2 separate regions of the Homo sapiens genome follow, and region 2 is linked to region 1. The links are chromatin contacts, found by Hi-C or POLR2A ChIA-PET in ENCODE. All regions are on one chromosome and are shown on one strand. The core of a region is the stretch at or near the end of the contact, and the rest is flanking DNA. Distances in the headings are between cores, read along the strand shown. Region 1 overlaps NUDCD3 (NudC domain containing 3). Region 2 overlaps OGDH (oxoglutarate dehydrogenase).

Evidence for each region. Hi-C counts contacts between places; a loop is a spot of excess contacts on that map. ChIA-PET counts read pairs that join two places held with the same protein, here RNA polymerase II (POLR2A). Pooled maps may share reads with other maps.
Region 2: a pooled map shows a loop between it and region 1 (3-fold over the local background). The contact joins two enhancer-like sites. A Hi-C loop is called at or near these places in 1 of 50 pooled maps. POLR2A ChIA-PET finds 5 or more read pairs at or near these places in 2 of 52 experiments (GM10248 and H1).

Annotation. Positions count from the first base shown.
Region 1 is chr7:44,376,028-44,380,578 of GRCh38, reverse strand. It overlaps NUDCD3 (NudC domain containing 3), which reads left to right. Exons shown (of 6, transcript NM_015332.4): 6 at 1-1,460. Among named protein-coding and RNA genes, the nearest start is that of CAMK2B, 53 kb to the right of the region's middle. RefSeq lists an enhancer at 2,411-2,600. Within about 2 kb of position 2,523, at least 6 of the 41 ENCODE cell types and tissues checked have a DNase peak (open chromatin) inside an H3K27ac peak, as active enhancers do.
Region 2 is chr7:44,637,352-44,641,862 of GRCh38, reverse strand. The region is part of intron 2 of OGDH (oxoglutarate dehydrogenase); the gene reads right to left. Among named protein-coding and RNA genes, the nearest start is that of OGDH, 33 kb to the right of the region's middle. RefSeq lists enhancers at 1,890-2,417, 2,732-2,881, 2,946-3,473, 3,362-3,481, 3,327-3,837. Within about 2 kb of position 2,507, at least 40 of the 41 ENCODE cell types and tissues checked have a DNase peak (open chromatin) inside an H3K27ac peak, as active enhancers do.

The sequences.
Region 1 (4,551 bases), core at 1,274-3,773:
CCAAGGCAGTGACCCTTAGGGAAGAGACAGCGTTTGGGGTCATCAAAGGCTGGGAAACCCAGGTACCTGTCAGGGAATGGGCTACAGACTGGAGCTAAGCCTTAAGGTGGGGAAGATTCCAGCACCCCTGAGTGACCACCTCTTTTGGTAATGCAAAGAAGGGATTTTGTGACTCCAGGGTGACATTTCTAAGCTTGGCATCATGCAGGGTGGGCTTGGGCTCAATATGGGTGACTGTTAGTCTAGGGCTGTCTCAATGAGGCTGTCCAGGCAGAAAGGCTTACACACCTGGCAGGCAGAGGGTCTAGAGAGGAAGGGGCAACAGGCCTAAGGAGGGGACAGCCAGGCAAGGAGGTAGAATAGGCCTTGTCTGGACAGTGGTCACCTGTTAGGTCCACAGCTTGTCCTCCCTGGCCTGACCAGCCAGGTGAGGAGAGATCCAAACCATCCACCTGAAAGCATTCAGGGTGCCTGATGACAAGACCCCAGCCACTGTGGGCTCTCATGTCCTGGTAGGAAGGTATACCTAAAGCAGGTGGACCTGGTAGTGGTGGACGCTGTCTGCCTCCCCGGGGCTTGTCTGTTTATGCCAGACCGTTTTCCCATTTGCTTCCACCTCCAGCTCAGAGAGGAATCACCTTCACACCTCTGCTAAAACTAACCCAGCTCTGCACCCACCATTCCCCACTGTGCAACACCTGCTACTGGAGAACCCTGCCCCCTCAAATACACGTCATCCTCAGGGCCCTGCGATGTGCTGTGGTCTCCCTGCCACCATTCAAGGGGCCACAGCCAGGTCCAGCCTGTCTTCCCTGGCACCAGGCTCTATGCAGTGGGGGAAACTCGGGCACCCCTAAACTATTCTCCAGTGTTCTCACCAGAGGTGGTCAGCCATGTGATGGCAAGAGTCACTTCTTAAGCTTTTGCTATCCCCAGAAACTTAAAGCAACACCAACCACACCCAAAAGTCAAGTGATATCCAGACAGCAACAGTAGAGCATTAACTGAGTGCAGGGCCGTGGTGACTCCTCGACACTCCAGGCTCTCCTGCTGGTAACCTCCCATTGGCAGAGCCAGGCACTCAGCAAAGCCCTGGACAGTCAGCAGCCTCCTGAACAGGCTCTGCTGTCCCCACTCACGACTTCAGAGCAGCTAGGACTCCTGTGACCACCCCTGTCCCCTGTTCCCCCCCACCCCGCCCCGCCCCGCCAACTGCCTCATCTCTGTCCCAAGATAACTGCTCTCCAGAATTTTCCATGATATGGTCATTTTAAAAGTTTTTTTTTTTTTTGAGACAGAGTTTTTCCTGTGTTGCCCAGACTGGACTCAAACCTCTGGGCTCAAGTGATCCTCCTGCTTCAGCCTCCCAAGTAGCTGGGACTGTAAGTGTGCACCACTGTGCCTGGCTTGATGGTGTCATTTTTCACTGTACGTGTATTTGTAAACCGTATAAATCAGTATCTTTGTGAGTTGCTTTTCTTTCTCCCTTACCTTCATGAGCTGTCTGTGTCCATACACAGTCTCCTCTGCTCCCCTAGGTGGGGTGTGATATTCCATTGAGTAGATATCACAGTTTATTTAACAACATCCTGTTGGTGAGTACTTAGGTTGGCCCCAATTTCTCAATATTACAACAATGCAGCAGTCATTCTCAAGTGTGAGAGATTCCCTAGGCATTTCCTGTGAGTGGAGTTGCGGGGTCACAGGGCATCCTCTGTACCCCTCCTGCGAGTGGGTCTTGTTGCTCAGCTCCTCACCATTTTAATGGACTCTGTAATGTTTGCAGTCATGCTGAGTGTAAAGTTGGATTGCCCATGCATTTCCCTTGTCATGGTGAGGTTGAACTCCCATTTATATTTTTATTAGGCATTCAGGTTCCTTCTGTGAATTTTGTTTCTATTTTTCACCATTTATTCTACTAAGCTGTTTGTCTTTTATTGTTGACTTGTAGGAATGTTCTGAATACAACCCTTTGCAAGTTGTATTTATTCCAGAACTCCCAGCCTGGAGCCTGTCTTTGCACTTTAAACTCCCCTTCCACCCTCCTGGTCCTCCAAGGTGGGGGGCATACTTGAGGATCACTCCTTACTCTCTGCTCAGGCCACCATGAGTCCCTAGACTCAGGCTGCATTTCCCCTACATTTCCCATCTGGGTGGGACTGTAGGGCAGGCACATTTCCCAGAGGCAGGGCAGGGCTGTAGGGCAGGCATTTGGGATAGAAGCTGCCTCTACTCCCAGGATAGAGCCCAGATTCCCCAGTAAGTCTGCCTGTGCCCAAGGCCTGTTCCCTCAGGTTTAGAGACCTGCTCTCCTGGCTGTGGCTGGTGGCAGCACCCAAGCCACCTGTGTTGTAGGTGGGCCCATTCGTGACCTGTCAGACAACCAAATGAGCAGTCTATCCCACTGCCCACTTCCTCATCGCAGGGCTTTGGGGGAAGAAAGCACTAAGCAGTTGAGATGGTCTGAGTTTCTTGTCTCACATCCGGCTTGCATGGAGAACAGAAAGTGAGTGCCATGAGCAAGACTGGGCCTGCAGCCCTTGGAGAGAATCCCAGCACCATGGGCCCAGCAGGAAGGACTGATCCCACCAAAAGCATCTCTGGCCCCTCCTGGCTCTCAGCCTGGGTAGTGCCTACCCCTCACAGAAGTCTGGCCACCTGGCACTCTACCTGGGAGCTCTCTGCTGCTGACTCTGGGAGAATACCCAGGTGGAGATACAACCCAACCCTCCACATCCCACCTGCCTTCTCCCCCTTCCCAGGAACCTTCAGGACAGGGTCACCCAAGTCCAGAGCCTGGGAGCCCCTGGCTGCTTCCCCAGCTAGCATTGACATCTCCAGCCTCCACCACGTCTGGGAGGAGCCCCTGACAGTCGGGAGCATGGAAGGGATTCCCATCTGAACAACGAAACCGCTGAGCGGAGAATCCACATTTCTCAGATCCATCAGAGAATCACAGTCACACAGCACACGCTGTCCCCAAACCAGAGAGACAGGCAGGTGGACACTGAGAACCACAGCTGACTGGAGCAGAGGCTGCTGCTGGAGCCCCATGGGAAGGAACATGGAAAGGGGAATGATGTGGGGACAGAGAGAAACTCATTTTCACCCAGCTCAGTGGAATCCTCTACTGAAGTCCTGAGAAGCATGCACTCAACTGTGAGGAAGACACCAGCTGGGGGTCAGCTAGGCCCATCTCTTCTCTGAGAACTGACCCCCTCACAGGGATTGCCCTGTCCTTCGCCCCAAGGAAGCAGAACATCAGTCTTGGGATGTAAGACCAGCACCCAAAGCTGCCAGCCAGGGCTGAGTGGGCACCTAGGGAGCAGGGTGGGGACAGAGTGGATAGACCAGAGACATTGGCTGCAGTGTGAGAGGCCAGTAGAGATCCAAAGAGATCAGAGACAGGGAGGAAGAGGGACACTCAGAGAGGGACCCAGGAGGGACAAGGAGGGAGAGGGACACTCAGGGACACAGGAGGCACAAGGAGGGAGAGGGACTTAGAGATGGACACAGGAGGGACAGGGAGGGAGGGAGACACAGAGATGGACACGGGAGGGACAGGGAGGGAGGGACACAGAGGGACGTGGAAGGGACAGGGAGGGAGAGGGACACTCAGATGGACACAGGAGGGAAAGGGAGGGAGAGGGACACTCAGATGGGACAGGGAGGGAGAGGGACACTGAGGGGACAGGGAGGGAGAGGGACACTCAGATGAGGGGACAGGGAGGGAGAGGGACACTCAGAGGTGAACATGGGAGGGTCAGGGAGGGAGAGGGACACTCAGAGATGGACATGGGAGGGTCGGGGGGAGAGGGACACTCAGAGATGGACACAGGAGGGAAAGGGAGGGAGAGGGACTCAGGGTCTTAGAGATGGACACTGGAGGGACAGGGAGGGAGAGAGACTGACAGGTGCACTCGGAAAGGACATGGAGGAAGTGTACTTTGGGTGCTCAAGGCAGGCCTGCAGGGTTTCAGGGTCCTCTCTGTGTTCAAGATAAATATTCCCGTTTCTAAAGGTTAGTCATTTTTGTGTCTTGGAGAAAAAAAAAGAGCCCTAACTTAAGGCCACCGTCATGTCTGCTTTGCAGGGTTTGCTGATTCCCTGGGAATGTCACCTGCCGCTGGCACTGGAGCATGTAGCAGTGGGTTTAGTCTTCAGAGGTGGTCTCACGTTGGGGTTCCAGTGGAAGCCACCAACACCTGAGTAGATCAGAGGTGCAATTTCCCATCTTCCCCTCCCCAACAGGATCAGAACCCCTCGGGGGGGGGTTGGGGGTGGAGGCTTTGGGGGTGAGTTTGAGAAGCACTGCCCTGAACAATGCCTGAGGTGCATCCTACCCATACCCCACATGACAGCTGAGGAAACCAAGGCAGGTGGAAGGTGCCAGAACCTGAAGGTGAGCATCTCCGCAGCGCCATGTCTGACTTTTGGTTAGCGATGGGTTAGGCATTACAGAAATGTGGGCTGATGGCCCCACACATGAAAGAGGAGGCAACACCACCCACTCTCTGCGGGAAGACGCGGCCATAGGTTCACCCCAGGACA
Region 2 (4,511 bases), core at 1,258-3,757, 260 kb before region 1:
GGATCTAAAAGGTGGCTGTGCACAAATACACTGGACACCCTCAGGTACTTCTGACTTCATGGAGCTTTTCCAGCAGGACTGAGAGCTCCATACATTCTAGAAGCAGAGATGACTGGGGACCACATGCATTGGACATCCATCTTCATTGTGAAAGCAGGGATGACCAATGACTGCACTTCTTGGCCTCTACCCAGGCCTCCAATAACTGAGGACCTGACCTAAAAGGAGAAACCCCTTGAATACAGCAGGAAACTGAGCAGGAGTCAGTCTGGCTGTATCCCACCCCTGCACAGCAAGAACCAACAGCAAGCTACCACTGTCACGTAAAACCTAATCAGGCCAGGCGCAGTGGCTCATGCCTGTAATCCCAGCACTTTGGGAGGCCAAGGTGGGTGGGTCACCTGAGATCAGGAGTTCGAGACCAGCCTGGCCAACATAGTGAAACCCCGTCTCTACTAAAAATACAAAAATTAGCTGGGTGTGGTGGTGCAGGCCTGTAGTCCCAGCTACTTGGGAGGCTGGGGCATGAGAATCGCTTGAACCTGGGAGGCAGAGGTTGCAGTGAGCTGAGATCGCACCATTGTATTCCAGCCTGGGCGACAGAGTGACACCCTGTTTCCAAAAAAAAAAAAAAAAAGAAAAAAAAAAAAAAAGAAGAAAAAGGCTGGGCTTGGTGGCTCATGCTTGTAATCCCAGCACTTTGGGAGGCTGAAGCGGGCGGATCACGAGGTTAGGAGATCGAGACCATCCTGGCTAACATGGTGAAACCCTGTCTCTACTAAAAAAAAAAAAAATACAAAAATTAGCTGGGGGTGGTGGTGTGTGCCTATAATCCCAGCTACTCAGGAGGCTGAGGCAGGACAATCACTTGAACCAGGGAGTCGGAGGTTGCAGTGAGCTGAGATCATGCCATTGCACTCCAGTTTGGCGACAGAGCGAGACTCTGTCTCAAAGAAAAAAAAAAAAACCCACAAAAAACCTAATCAAAATTTTTCTTTACCCCAAACTTGCTCCAGTGCTAGAATGTCTACCCTCACACCATGTGACCCGCACCCCAAGTCTAGCTGTAGACACTTACTTAGTTCCCTGGGGCCACAACAGGTTCATGGATAGGGCATGACCCTCAAACCCAGTAAGTACTGGAGAACAGCACAACCCAAACTTTATTAAACCCCTAAAACATTTTCTTCTATTTCGTAAAACCCATTAAGTGTCCAGAAACACAGGGCAAAGTCACCCAAGAGCAAGACCTTAGATCAAGAGTCTCTCCAGCTGTACAGACAGCCTCCTTTATCCTAGGGGACAATATTCACTTTTGGATCCAGAGCCAAAAGTCATAGCAAAATCACAAGTTTACTTCTTTTCAATAAAATTAGCTTTGAATAACAATTAAAATAGTAAAACAAAACAAAACAAAAAAAACCCACCAATAGCAGCAGGGATAGGTATAGCTAACTTTTACTGAGGCTCTCTGTGGGCTTTTCCAACTTACTTAGAGCACCTGGAATGTCAATCATATTCCCACTGGAGAGATGTGGGCTCAGGCAGAATTTACACACAGCAGTCACCAGGCAGGGTATTAATAAGGTTAACTGAGTAATAGCAGAGCGACGCTTAAAGAACTCTGGTCACTCTAGTAACAGTGCCTCTTACCCTAGCTTAACCTTGCCAAAGAGAGCTGGGCGCTTCTGGGCTCAACAATAAAATGAAAGGAATTTCCAGCCACTGATGCCTGGGATCACAAGGTCAGGGTCAAGGTCAGCTCTCTGGTCCTGAGCCACAAAGGCTGCAGGACTCCTTCCAGCCTAGGCCCTGGAGACAGGGCGATCATGATCATCGGGCCTCCACTCTCTGACCTTCTTTTGTGCTTGGAATACAACTCCAGGTGATTTTCAATTGGCTGAGGATAACTGCACAGACGGAAATTCAGCTCATGCTGGAGGCAGTCAGAAAAAAACTGGTTCATACCGGTACTGCTGAGCTGCTGGGAATCCCCGGGAAGGAAAATGCTGGGAATGCAACTTCTGCAGCCTTTCCCTTATTCATCTTACACCATGCATCCCACTTCACTCTCCAGTTGGCTCAGTTCCCACACCACTGGGGGAGCACCCTGCCCCACCTTCAGACAAAGAGCCCATTCTGTCTCCAGGACTGGGTGAGCCCCCACACCCAACAACAGCAAGCCCTCTTTGCGCCAAGACCTGGAGGTATACTAAAAGGTTTTTGAATTGAGTGATAGAATGTTTTGTATCGAGTGTAGTGACTGCACACATTTGGCAAAACCTACTGCACTAAACACTTAAAACAAGTGAATTTTAATATATGTAAGTTAAACCTCAAAAAAGTTTATTTATTCAAAAAGGCTTTGAAAATGAAGGTCATTATTTGGCCTGCAGGCTTCACCTCCCAACAGATGTGGCAGCAGGAAGCCAGACCTGCCCAAGTACCAGAGCTCCCAGGCACCCACTGGCCCCACCCCTCCCTGTATGAGTCACCAATGGGGCCACTTCCTTCCTGGTGGGGCCCAGATGCCACAGTCCATCCCCCACTCTCTTTCCACCTCCCTGTTGTCCTGCAACCCTGTATCTCTCTAACATCTTCCACTCCCCAAGGAGATACCTCTTCTCCAGCTCCTTAAACTACCCACCCCTGCCTCATCCTCTGAACACCTGAATCTGGATCTGCCTTCCATAACCCCTGGCTTTAGGTTCCAGGGGACCTGCAGAGCCCTCCCTGTCCACTTGCTCCCATGCCCCAGCATCATGCTCCTTCCTTCCCGCAGGCCTGGCAGCTACCCTTCTTTCCATGGGATGTTTGTCCTCTCCCTTCACATGGTCGCTTAGCTTTGTCACTATCTGGGAGAGCGTTTCCCCTTCTGATACTCCCAGCCCTTACTGTACACTCATCTCAACCTGAGATCTCTCCCCTGCTGTCTGTCCCCATCCTGGGGGATAAATCAAGACTAGGCTGAGTCATTGACCACCCAGCGCAAACAGAAGCCCCTTCAAAAAGAAGAGAAAGCTTCTGGAAGAGAGAGTCAAAGCATGTCCCATCTAATTCCCATGGAGCATGAAGAGACACCTGGAAGGGATAGAAGCCCACTCACTGAAAGGTGGCACCTGGTGGCTGATGGCTCACTGAGAACCTGAGCTGAGTCAGGCGACCTCAGCTCTCTTACTGAGTGAGAAAAATAAGCCTGTTGGTTTAGGCTGCCTAAGCTGCATTTTCCCTTTCTTCCAGCCAAATTTATTCCTAATTATCCCTTGCTGTTGCCTGGATGTCCCGGAATTGCAGTCTGATGTAGGCAGGGGCAGTGACTTCTACTTCTAGAAACATTCCAAGTGACAAAGCAGAAGTGAAAAGGAGAAAGCACAGTAATGGGGAAAATCAGACTTGAGAATACACAATCTAATAGCATGCTACCATCAAACACACTGAAGACCTAAGTTTCCTATAATAGAAACAGTTTTTCACTCATGAGAAATGGAGGCAGTCAGACTTTGGTTTCTTTATGAAGTAAGTGTGGTATTTGGGCCTTACTTTAGTACTTGGCTCAGGGCGGTGACAGGGACTTCTGAGTCACAATGACGTACGTGGGTGTGCCCAGCTCCACACCCAAGTTGCAACCCATCACTAGTGTTATTCATCTCTCCAATCTCTTAATTGGCTTCTGTTGCACAACTAATAACGTAAGGAAAATATCTGTCCCCTTGCCTTGCCTCAAATATACAGTTACACACAGTTAATTCTCTGACCACCAATGACAATGTCACTGATAAGGGGGAAAAGGTTAAAATGTTAAGGTAAGTGGGCAAGGTTGTAAATGACATTCAAGGGGCAGGAAGCTGCCAGAAGGAGTGAGGGGTCCTGGGCCAGGGGAGGGGTGCGGGAAAGCACTCACTCCCAAAAGGCCAACTTCTGAGCCCTGCAAGGGGCTATGGGATTCTGATGAAGTTCTTACCACACATAAACATTTTCCTAAGAGTGTCAGATGTGTGCAGGATGTACCATGTCAAAAAATGAATACCATTTTTTTTTTTTTTTGAGACAGAGTCTGGCTCTATCGCCCGGGCTGGAGTGCAGTGGCGTGATCTTGGCTCACTGCAACCACCCCCCAACCCCCATCCCGGTTTCAAGTGATTCTCCTGCCTCAGCCTCCCCAGTAGCTGGGATTACAGGCACCGCCATCGTGTCTGGTTAATTTTTGTATTTTTAATAGAGACGGGATTTCACCATGGTGGCCAGGCTGGTCTCAAACTCCTGAACTCAGGTGATCCACCCACCTCAGCCTCCCAAAAGGGCTGGGATTACAGGTGTGAGGCACGATGCTGAGCCAATGAATACCATTATTTCTAAAAATCCAGTAATTCTCATTCAATTCAACAAATATCTATTAACTATATGTGGCATACTGTAAGGTTTGTGAACAGGAAGATGACTAAAATGAGCTTCTTACTCTTAACAAGAATAAGAAAAACCAGTAAACGTGTAAATTCACAGAATGGATCCAA